Regions from separate parts of the Homo sapiens genome. Here region 2 is linked to region 1. The links are chromatin contacts, found by Hi-C or POLR2A ChIA-PET in ENCODE. All regions are on one chromosome and are shown on one strand. Each heading gives the region's core, a stretch centred on a gene start or an enhancer-like site at or near the end of the contact. The rest is flanking DNA. Distances are from core to core; before and after follow the strand shown.

The links. A loop is a pair of places that touch in the nucleus more often than their neighbours do. ChIA-PET counts read pairs that join two places held with the same protein, here RNA polymerase II (POLR2A). Pooled maps may share reads with other maps.
Region 2: a loop to region 1 is called in a map of naive thymus-derived CD4-positive, alpha-beta T cell, with 14 times the contacts of the local background. The contact joins the promoter of GAR1-DT here to the promoter of UBE2D3 in region 1. A Hi-C loop is called at or near these places in 1 of 168 maps with a recorded cell type or tissue (naive thymus-derived CD4-positive, alpha-beta T cell) and 6 of 50 pooled maps. POLR2A ChIA-PET finds 5 or more read pairs at or near these places in 1 of 52 experiments (CD4-positive, alpha-beta T cell).

The regions. Positions count from the first base shown.
Region 1 is chr4:102,824,493-102,829,290 of GRCh38, reverse strand. It overlaps UBE2D3 (ubiquitin conjugating enzyme E2 D3), which reads left to right and starts at 1,740. Exons shown (of 8, transcript NM_181891.3): 1 at 1,740-1,864; 2 at 2,655-2,806. The coding sequence starts at 2,783. UBE2D3-AS1 (UBE2D3 antisense RNA 1) reads right to left here and starts at 1,236. Exons shown (of 2, transcript NR_131186.1): 1 at 1,106-1,236. RefSeq lists enhancers at 1-19, 1,188-1,749, 1,421-1,810, 1,750-2,311, 2,894-4,093 and 1 more and silencers at 1,861-1,990, 2,011-2,060.
Region 2 is chr4:109,812,361-109,817,131 of GRCh38, reverse strand. GAR1-DT (GAR1 divergent transcript) reads left to right here and starts at 1,750. Exons shown (of 2, transcript NR_186620.1): 1 at 1,750-2,301; 2 at 3,532-4,213. It overlaps GAR1 (GAR1 ribonucleoprotein), which reads right to left and starts at 1,370. Exons shown (of 7, transcript NM_018983.4): 1 at 1,328-1,370; 2 at 754-979. The coding sequence starts at 967. RefSeq lists enhancers at 625-694, 865-914, 1,265-1,314, 1,325-1,724, 1,895-1,994.

The DNA.
Region 1 (4,798 bases), core at 491-2,990:
GGCCATGAGGTAAGCACTTCAGTGCTTTGCTACTCACGGGGTGGTTCAGACGAGAAAAATCTGTATCACCTGGGAGCTAGTTAGAAATGTAGGCTCTCAGGCTCCACCACTGCCCTACCAAATCAAAGTCGCATTTTCAACAAAACCCCAGGTGGTTCCTATGGACACTAGTTTGAGAAGCACTGCTTCACTAGTGACACTACATGGTCACTTGAACAGTATACATTAGACTACTTATATTCATCATTGTTGACGTGTTAAGTTTTTATTAGGTAAAACTTTCTGCAACAGTTTTCAAATTAAGTGTATTTTTAAAACAAGTTTATTTTTCCAAGTAATTGAAGATCTCCACTTCGGTAACTGGGGTCATTAAGGAATGTTAAAAAACCTTAAGCTGGTCAGTGCTTACCCACTTTTAAATTCCTCATAAAAATTAAGGTCTTTCTTTTGCCTGAAGGATACACTAGAGAGCATAACTGCCGTCTCCATACTTTAAACCCTTGACTAAAACAGGCCAATCCTACTGAGGTAAATCCCACCTCCCAACTTGGATATTTCAGGAAGTATTGTATTGTTTTTCTGACTCTAAACTCTACCTAATTAACTAATTAGTCTCAACACTTTCTGGCTCAAGAACTGAAACACAGCAACAGAAGCTAAAGTTTGAGAATTTAAGCTTGTTCCCACATCTACACCTTGGCGGACGGCAGCGACTGATTACGGAGACCAGTGAAAACCCTGCCCCTAACTCTCTCTGTCCTAGCCCCATCCACTCAATTGAGCTTGACTCAGCCTGCTCCCTGCTGTTCTCAGTATTGCTCCCTTAGGGTCAGACGTGCACTAGACTTCAGCACGTGGGAGCGCTGATGAGCGGCCAACCTGGGTCTATTTAAAACTACTATTCCCATCTCGAGGGGCGCCTCCTCCCACAGCATAACCAGCCCAGGAGGGCAGGCGAGTAAATACTGCTCACCTGCTCCACCGGAAACCTCAAAATCCCGGCCCGAGCTAGACTAAAGGTATCTGGTAATTAATCCTTGGCACCTCCCACCACACGCTCCTGATTGGGCGCGTGAGACAAGGCTGTGTCTGCGCGCGCTCTTACCAGTCTGGGGAATTCCATTTCCTCTACCAACCACCGGCATAAGCATTCAGGGGCGTTGCTTTCCTGGCAGTGGCCCGCCCCAGTTCGAGCCGGTGCCTTACTGCGTCTCGCGAGAACTTATGCATTTTGGAGGCGGAACCCCGTCAGGAAAAGCGCACAAAACTGCTCTTAAGTCATTGCAGAGCTACCGCTTCGGTTAGCCAGCCACGAAGTTCTCGCGAGAGTCGTCTCCTCGATACCAAGTGAGGAAACTGGGGGACGCTGTGGGGAGGGGCGTGGGGCTGGATCGCGCAGCGGCTGCTTCCTTTACCTTCCTCCCATGGTCTCCTTCCGGTTCTCGATGCTTCTCTGAGCCTAAGGGTTTCCGCCACTCGTTCACCCTCCCCCCAGCTCATGATCCTCCTCCCTCCCCCGCCCTCCTGGTCCAATCTCCGATCTGTTTAGTAAGAAGGTGCTGTTCCGAGAAGAAGGAAAAGGGCTTGACACGTATTCACTCGGCCCCGGACGTGGGAAGCAAGCCGTCTGGCTTCGGCCTCACATCGGTCTTGTGCTCGGGACGGCGGCGTTGGCGGACTGATCCGCGGCGGTGAAGAGGCAGGAGGAGGGGGAGGGGCGGAGCGTGGCAGCTGGCAGTAGTTCCGTCAGAGCGGACATCTTGTGGCTGTGTCGTGCGCGTGAGCCCCGTAGGGCCGGGGAGGCACCAGCTGCCGCGCGGGGAGGAGGCCGAGGCCGCAGCTTGAGGGAGGCCCCGGCCCCTCTGTACGCGTGGGTGTGGACGGCTAGGGCAGGGAAGGGAGGCCGGCCCAGTGGCCGGCCGGGTAAGAGGGGCAGTGCGGGACCTGGGCGGCTTGAGCGGCCAGCCTATTGGGTGCGGTGGGTTAGGGTGGGAAGGTTGGGGAAGCCGCGGCCTCTCCTGCTGGAGGAGGAGGGGGAATGGGCGCGTCCTCGCGCCTAAGCCGGAGCCTCAGGGACAGCGCGGGCGCGTGGTGGAGGTGGCTGGGCGGGCGCGCGCGGGAGCGCGCTGGAAGGCGGAGTGAGTGTACGGTGGCGTCAGGGGTGACACAGAATAGCTCGCTGCGAGGATAGCAATACACATCAAGTCTCCCTTCCTTTATTTCCTTCCTTTTCCCGGCCGCACCTTTGGACAGAAACCGAAAGCAGCCCGGCGTCCGTCCGGAGTCTTATGCTTCCCCCTCCCCCCTTGCCTTTCTTTGCCCTAGTGACGCCGGTATAGCGCCGACTAGGCCCCGGCTCCTCCTCTGCTGGGCTCCGGACCCTGCCCCGCACCCACCCCTTTCTCCTACGCCTCTTCCTCTCCCACCCGGGTCTCTTCCTTTCTAGAGGCCGGGAAGTTAAACTTGTAGCCACCACCTCCGCTCTTCCCGTCACCCTCGCCCCCACTTCGGGCCGAAAGCACGGTACAGAGGCTGTTGGTGGCTTTGCCACGCCACCCCACCCACCCCGGATCGCGGCTGTCTTAAGGGACCTGGATTCATCAGGGGCTCTTCGGGGCCTGTGCGAGTGCTGATCTGCTCCGTTTTTGCAAAAGGCGCCTGTGTCTGGCAGAGCTGGTGTGAGACGAGACAATCCTGCCCCGCCGCCGGGATAATCAAGAGTTTTGGCCGGACCTTTGAGCATACACCGAGAGAGTGAGGAGCCAGACGACAAGCACACACTATGGCGCTGAAACGGATTAATAAGGTAACCCGCGGGGACAAGGGCATGGGGTGGTAGGAGAAAAGGAAGGCTCGGGCCAAGAGGAAAGCGTGGGGGTGGGAAGGAAGCATAATTCTGAAAATACCTCTTGGATCACTTCTTCCATGGGGGGATGGAGAACGCAGATATACTTCTTGAAGAAATGAAGTTTAAAGCTAGGAAACGGAGAACACTTGTGGCAAGTGAGGTGTTATCCTGAGTGCTTCAGTGGAATCGGTGCAAATTAGGGGTGGAGGAGAGTGACTTAAGGCGCCTTTATTATTTTATTTTTTTGCTGCTTAAGAAGGAGTTTTTTTGGGGGTCCGAATTGCGGAGAGACGCTCCAGCAGATGTCATGGCGCTTCCTATTCTTGGTGCTTGAAAACTTAGTTTAGTTGTGAGATCAAGGTTATCTAGGCCTTCTAGGGGTAAGAAAGAAAACTCGGAGGAGAGAAAAAAAATCTGGCGAGTCCCGAACTTGACTGAGGGTCGGGTAGAAGAAGTCTTGCGTATTGAAGGTCAGTCAGTGAGTCTAGTAGAAACTCTTAGTCGACTCTGGGCAGGTTACACCGAATAAGTGGGTTTGGGAGGAGATGGAATGACACAGTGTTGCCACTTCCTGTATTTTGTAGTTGCAGCTTTTCACCCGAAGCTATTTATCCGAGGGACACCGGGAACTGATGTAAAAGGCATTCTGGAAGCTCCCTTTTCCTTTTGGCTGGAGAGTGGGGGTGGATAAGGGGTGCGATGGCAGTAAGGGAAAGCTAATGTACCTATTTTTGCCTCATTCTATTTAATAACACCCTTGTTTCGTTACTTGAAATGTGGTTTGATAGTATATTATCGATTTAAGTTGAAAAAAAACTAGGATTTTTCGGAGCTCTGGGAGTGAGCGGAACCTCCACCTCCGGTGGTTTAGTCTCATTTTCTTGCTCTAACTTCTATCCCGCATTTTAAGATGGCGGCTGCTTTAACTGGTTCAGGCTCTTTCCGGCATCTCCTTTCGTAATAATGTGAATTAATATGATTTGTTAAATGTTAACTTTTATATCGCGTTGTGCACTGCTCTAAGATCCTCTGCTCAAAACTTACCTAAATTCAAACTCTTAAACTGTATTTCCCTTTTTTGTGACTTGTATTTGTGTGATGTGTTTGGTTGTTGCACAATCGAAGAGGGTGGAGTGTTTACAGCTAACTTGAAAAAAATGTCATGGAATAAATTCAGCCTTACTAGAAAAATTGTGGAGTGTCGGTGAGTGTTAGAAACTTTGGTTTTAATAGATTACTTTTTTAAAAAGAGTTCTGAGAGGAATGGCAAGAATTTGCCTTTACTAAAATAGACCTGATACTACATTTGCCTGTATTTAATTATGACTGGAGTTTATTTGGCAAGATTGGTGTTTCATGAAAGAGGAAGGTTTAAATCTTCACTCTTAGTATGTATTGATATGAAATCGTGAATTTTGTTTTGGGCCTTCATAACATCGTCATTTTGGGTTATGCGAAATACAAATTTAAATCTTTGTGAAATGAAAGAAAAGAGGAAGAAACGCTTTTTAGGAGTTAAGGATTAAAGTAAAAATTATTTTGAAATAATTACCTCTTTTTGTGACCACTTTAAAGGCCAGGAACATATTGGAGAAGCCTAGTTGTATGTTACAGTGTGGTTTACACAAAGAGCATAACATTCAGTACAAATAAAAATCTTTTCTGTTGGAATTAGTTCAGGCCACTAAAATGTGGAATAGTACCAGATCCATAGCTTTTTGTGCATGTGGAACAGAACACGTTAAAGGAAGGCCTCTGATTTTTTTTCTCTTACAGGTCATACCCAGCTGCTGTGACACCACTTAAATGATTTAAAAGCTTTAGAGAGACAATATAACAGTGGTTAAGAGTGTAAACATTGGAGCAGAAATGCTCCAGTTAGAATTCTAGCTCTGGGCAAGTTTATGTGCCTCTATAAGAAGGGTATCTGTTGTAATATGAACAATAAAT
Region 2 (4,771 bases), core at 501-3,000, 7.0 Mb before region 1:
ACCTTTTATTCTAGAAACTGCTCCTTTCAAACCATCCTGCATACTCATCCAAGCCATTCTTAGTTAGACACTACTCACCCTCTCTCCTCTTTAATGTAGTAAGTTTCACTTTCTGTGACTTCCATTCCCATCTCATTGTTAATTACTCTAAAACTACCCTAAATAGGTGTTTTTCTAGATTTCCTCTCTGGCAGTTTCCCTCTCAAGCAAATTGTTTTCTCACTTATCTACTTTTGAGTAGTAACAGAAAGCATGGGCTTTGGAGTCAGAATACTTGGCTTTGTATTTCTTTCTTTTCTGTACAGACAGGGTCTCCTGCTTTATTATCCAGGCTGGTCTCTAACTCCCGGCTTCAAAAGATCCTCCCGTCTTAGCTTCCCAAAGTGTTGGGATTACAGGCGTGAGCCACCGCACCCAGCCTGTATTTCAGCTATATCACTAATTGATCACTTATCACTAACCTTATGACCCCAGCAAAAAAACTTAACTCTAAATCATAGTTTTCTCATCTGTAAAATCGGGGAATTAGGCATAAGTACTCACGATTACCTATTTAATATCTTCCTGTCAACCCTCAAGTTCCACCTCCAAGATGCATTCTAAGTATCCCTCAGCTTTCTTGATCTCCCCACTCCACCCTTACATGCTACATTCTCCACACAGGCTTGTGTATCCCAAACTTGCTGCCTAACAACACAAACCCCCAACCCACACCTACTCCTTCAAATAAGCTAAATACTGAAGACTGCATACAGACTACACGTTCTGGAGGTCCTTGGTCTTGGCCTTTGTTAAAGCCTCCGCGGCCACCCCCTCGTCCAAATCCTCCCCTGCCGCCGCCTCTGAAATTGCCGCCGCCTCCACCGCCGCCTCCACCTCGGAAGTGGTTGCTGCTGCCACCTCGGTTGAAGCCGCCACCTCCACCACCTCGATTAAAGCCTCCACGACCTCCGCCTCGAAAAGACATTCTCTCTCCTCCCTGATGAAAAAAAAACGACCTATGTCTTCTGATCACTGTAGCCTCTGAGTATACTCCAACCCCTCGGAGCTGCGGTGAGAACACCATAAAGGAGACAAAAGCAGCCCTGTCACCTCACCCACGGTCAGACAGCCAGTGACCACCAACCTGATGGGTGAAGAGTTTACTTCTCCATGGTCTCGTGAGCGCCGACCGACCACACACCACCCTTGCCGCCCCATGATTAGTATCTCCTCCCCCTACAGACAGCAAGGTCTTCGCACCGCATCCCCTTCCTTCCTCCCTCCCTCCGGCAGTTGGGTTCCACGTCCAGCATTTTCAAATCCTCCGGCTTCTACGGCCACTCACCGGCGCCACGTGCCCCTCTGGCCCTGGCCTTGCGCACACACCCACCCGCGGGGTACTTCCGCCGCGCTGGAACCTCCTCGGTTACCGTACCGCCACAGAGTTTTTTAAAGACCAGAAACTTGAATAACTGGTTTGCCAAAAAAAAAAGCCAATCACCCGCGGAACAAGCAACACTGGTTCCAAAACAGCCTTTAGCGCTGGAAAAGTGGCAATAATAGATAACCTTAACCACTAATTTACAACAGAGAGGCCAACTTGCCTGACGCTGAGCCGTGGAAGTGACGTATAACAGCGGCGTCCTTTGCAGCACGACGTCCCGGAAGTGCTGCGGCAATGTTGCTCTTGGAGATAGCTGGCGTTAGGGATCCGCCTTCTCTCCCAGAGGCGGGGCAGGTTTCTGTTTGGTTGCCGCCCTAACGGCCAGAACTAAAGCACCTTGCAAGGAATGAAGTTGGTTCTTGAAGTCCGTGCTGACTGGCTGGGCGCATTTGCGCATTTGCTTCTCTGGCTGCAAAATGGCCCGCAACAGCACTCACTAATTTGTTGCTAACTTCAGGAACTGTGCGGACAGGTCTCTGAGGCTTCTGAGCCGCGCTATGTCCAGTAGATCTGGGCGCCTCAGAACCTGTCACAGCCGACGGAAGCGTTTATCTGAGTTTCTTGTTTCTTCCCAACCTTTTGATTTTCGCACCATTACGCGCTCAACTATGCCTCTTCTTTTGTCCTATGGTCTCAACTAATTAAAGGAAGAAAAGCAATGCATGTGTGTGTGTAATTTTAAAGAAACTATGCTGTCTTATAGAAAACCAAACCATCATTTTTATCTTTTGTACCAGGTATTCAAGTATGTTTTGAGCACCGACGGGCTGTGAACTGGACTGTGCTGAAAGCTCCTCTCCCTCTTCTCTCTTTAAGCCCTTTATATTTGACATCAGCTTCCCCCACATTCTCCAAAGCTTCTCTCACAAATAAAGGTAATGACTTCCCATTTATTAAATTTGGTTGGAGTCTTTTACACCCAAACCCTCTGAGACCTTACCTTGATATTTGATCTCGTGTTTAGAAGAGGGTGGAACTTGGTACCTATCTAATTCAGAGGGTTATTGTAAATGGGATTTTAAAATACCTTTGTAGGCGGGGCGTGGTGGCTCACGCCTGTAATCCCAGCACTTTGGGAGGCCAAGGCAGATGGATCACTTGAGATCAGGAGTTCGAGACCAGCCTGGCCAATACGGTGAAACCCCTTCTCTACTAAAAATACAAAAATCAGCCGGGCATGGTGGCACACGCCTGTAATCGCAGCTACTCGGGAGGCTGAGGCAGGAGAATCGCTTGAACCCGGGAGGCGGAGGTTGCCGTGAGCCGAGATCACGCCACTGCACTCCAGCCTGGACGACAGAGCAAGGCTTGGTCTCAAAACAAACAAAAAACAAAATAAGTGAGAGAGGAAACTTTACTTGTTCTTTTTCTTTTAGTTTAGTAAATGCTGCAATTTGATTTTAACGAATGTTGGTCTTTTTATGGGCCTATATAAGTGTATTATTTTTGAAACAAAAAATGAAAATTACCTATTTAGTATGAAACCTTTGCTTATCTTTTGCTGTGTATTTGCTCAATTCTGAATTGAACTTGAGATTGTCACACACAGATTGCATTTTCAACTGAAATGAGATGATTTTTGTCTTTACTCTTAAAACTTAGTGAGAAAAAGCTTGCTTGAACAAGAAGTTTTAAAGTATGTCAAAATGTTTATTACTTTCTTAAAAATGTCAAGCTGCTCTTCTTTCTCAGAAATCCAAAACTTGTAGAAGCACAGATCAGGCCAGGTGCTGTGGCTGACGCCTGTAATCCCAGCATTTTGGGAGGCTGAGGCAGGCAGATCACCTGTGGTCAGGAGTTCAAGACCAGCCTGGCCAACATGGTGAAACCCTGTCTCTACTAAAAATACAAAACTTAGCCGGGCGTGGTGGCGGGCGCCTGTAATCCTAGCTATTTGGGAGGCTGAGGCAGGAGAATCGCTTGAACCCGGGAGGCGGAGATTGCAGTGAGCCAAGATTGCGCCACTGCATTCCAGCCTGGGCAACAGAGCAAGACTCCGTCTCAAAAAAAAAAAAAAAAAAAAAAAGAAGGAGAAACACAAATAAGTACATTTCATCTTATATCTACAGTCATACATTCACAAAGTTCTTCCTCTTTTCTCAAAGCCAGGTGCTCAGGCTGAGAAGATTCAAGGAAAGGGTTCCTCACGTAGTTATACAGTTGTGTTCCAGGGGAAGGAAAATATTGTTCGGTTTTGTTCTGCAATTCCCCACGGTGGTTTTCGGTAAGACTTGAGACTTCCTTATTCTAAAGTCCAAGCAGCAGTGGAAACATTTCAAGATCCCTTTTTGCAATATAACTTTTCCAAAGATTCAATATTTATTTAAACCCAAAAATCTTGTCACTCGAAGTAAAACGATTTTCTCCAGGGCCTGAAGATCCTTGTTCAACTAGTTCATGTGATGAAAATGTCTGTTAAGTAGGTGATATGGTTTGGATGTTTGTTCCCTCCAAATCTCATGCTGAAATTTGATTCCCAGTGTCGTAGATGGGACCTCGTGGGAGGTGATTGGATCATGGGGGCAGAATTCTCATGAATGGCTTAGCACCATCCCCTTGGTGATAAGTGAGTTTTCACTCAGTTCACTTGAGATGTGGTTGTTTTAAGAGTCTGTGACCTCTTCTATTTCTCTCTTGCTCCCACTCTTGCCATGTGACATGCTGGCTCCCCATCACCTTCCGCCATGATTGTAAGCTTCTAGAGACCTCACCAGAAACTGATGCCAGCACCATGCTTCCTGTAAAGCCTCCAGAACCATAAGCCAATTAAACCTCTTTCTTTATAAATTACCTAGCCTTGGGCATTTCTTTACAGCAATGCAAAAAAAAACAAAAATGCTGGTTTCCACAGCCATTCTTTATCTTCAAAGAATTTGGTAAAATCTGGGCTACTGTTTTCTTGAATGTATTTCTGTGATTCACTTTCTAGGTCAAGCGTCCTGTTAAGGAGCAGAATCTGTATTACCTTCTCTCACTCCAATCCGTAGTGTCAATAAACATTATTTTGTGTAATTTCTGTAGGTCAGAAATTAAGGAGCAGCTTAGCTGGATGATTTTGACCCAGGGTCTCTCATAAGGTTGCAGTCAAGGTATCACCTGGGGCTGCAGTCCACTGAAGACTTGACTAGGGCTGGAGGATCCTTTTCTGAGGGAGCTCACTGACATGCCTAGCAAGCTGATGCTGCCTACTGCCAGCCCCAGTTCCTTGCCATACAGACCTCTTTACAGGGTGCTTGAGTACTGACATGACATGCCAGCTGGATTCCCCCAAAATGATCTGCTAAGCCATAAGATTTACGCATGTGGAAGGAGATTTATATGGGCCTTGTCCAGGTTTTCACATAG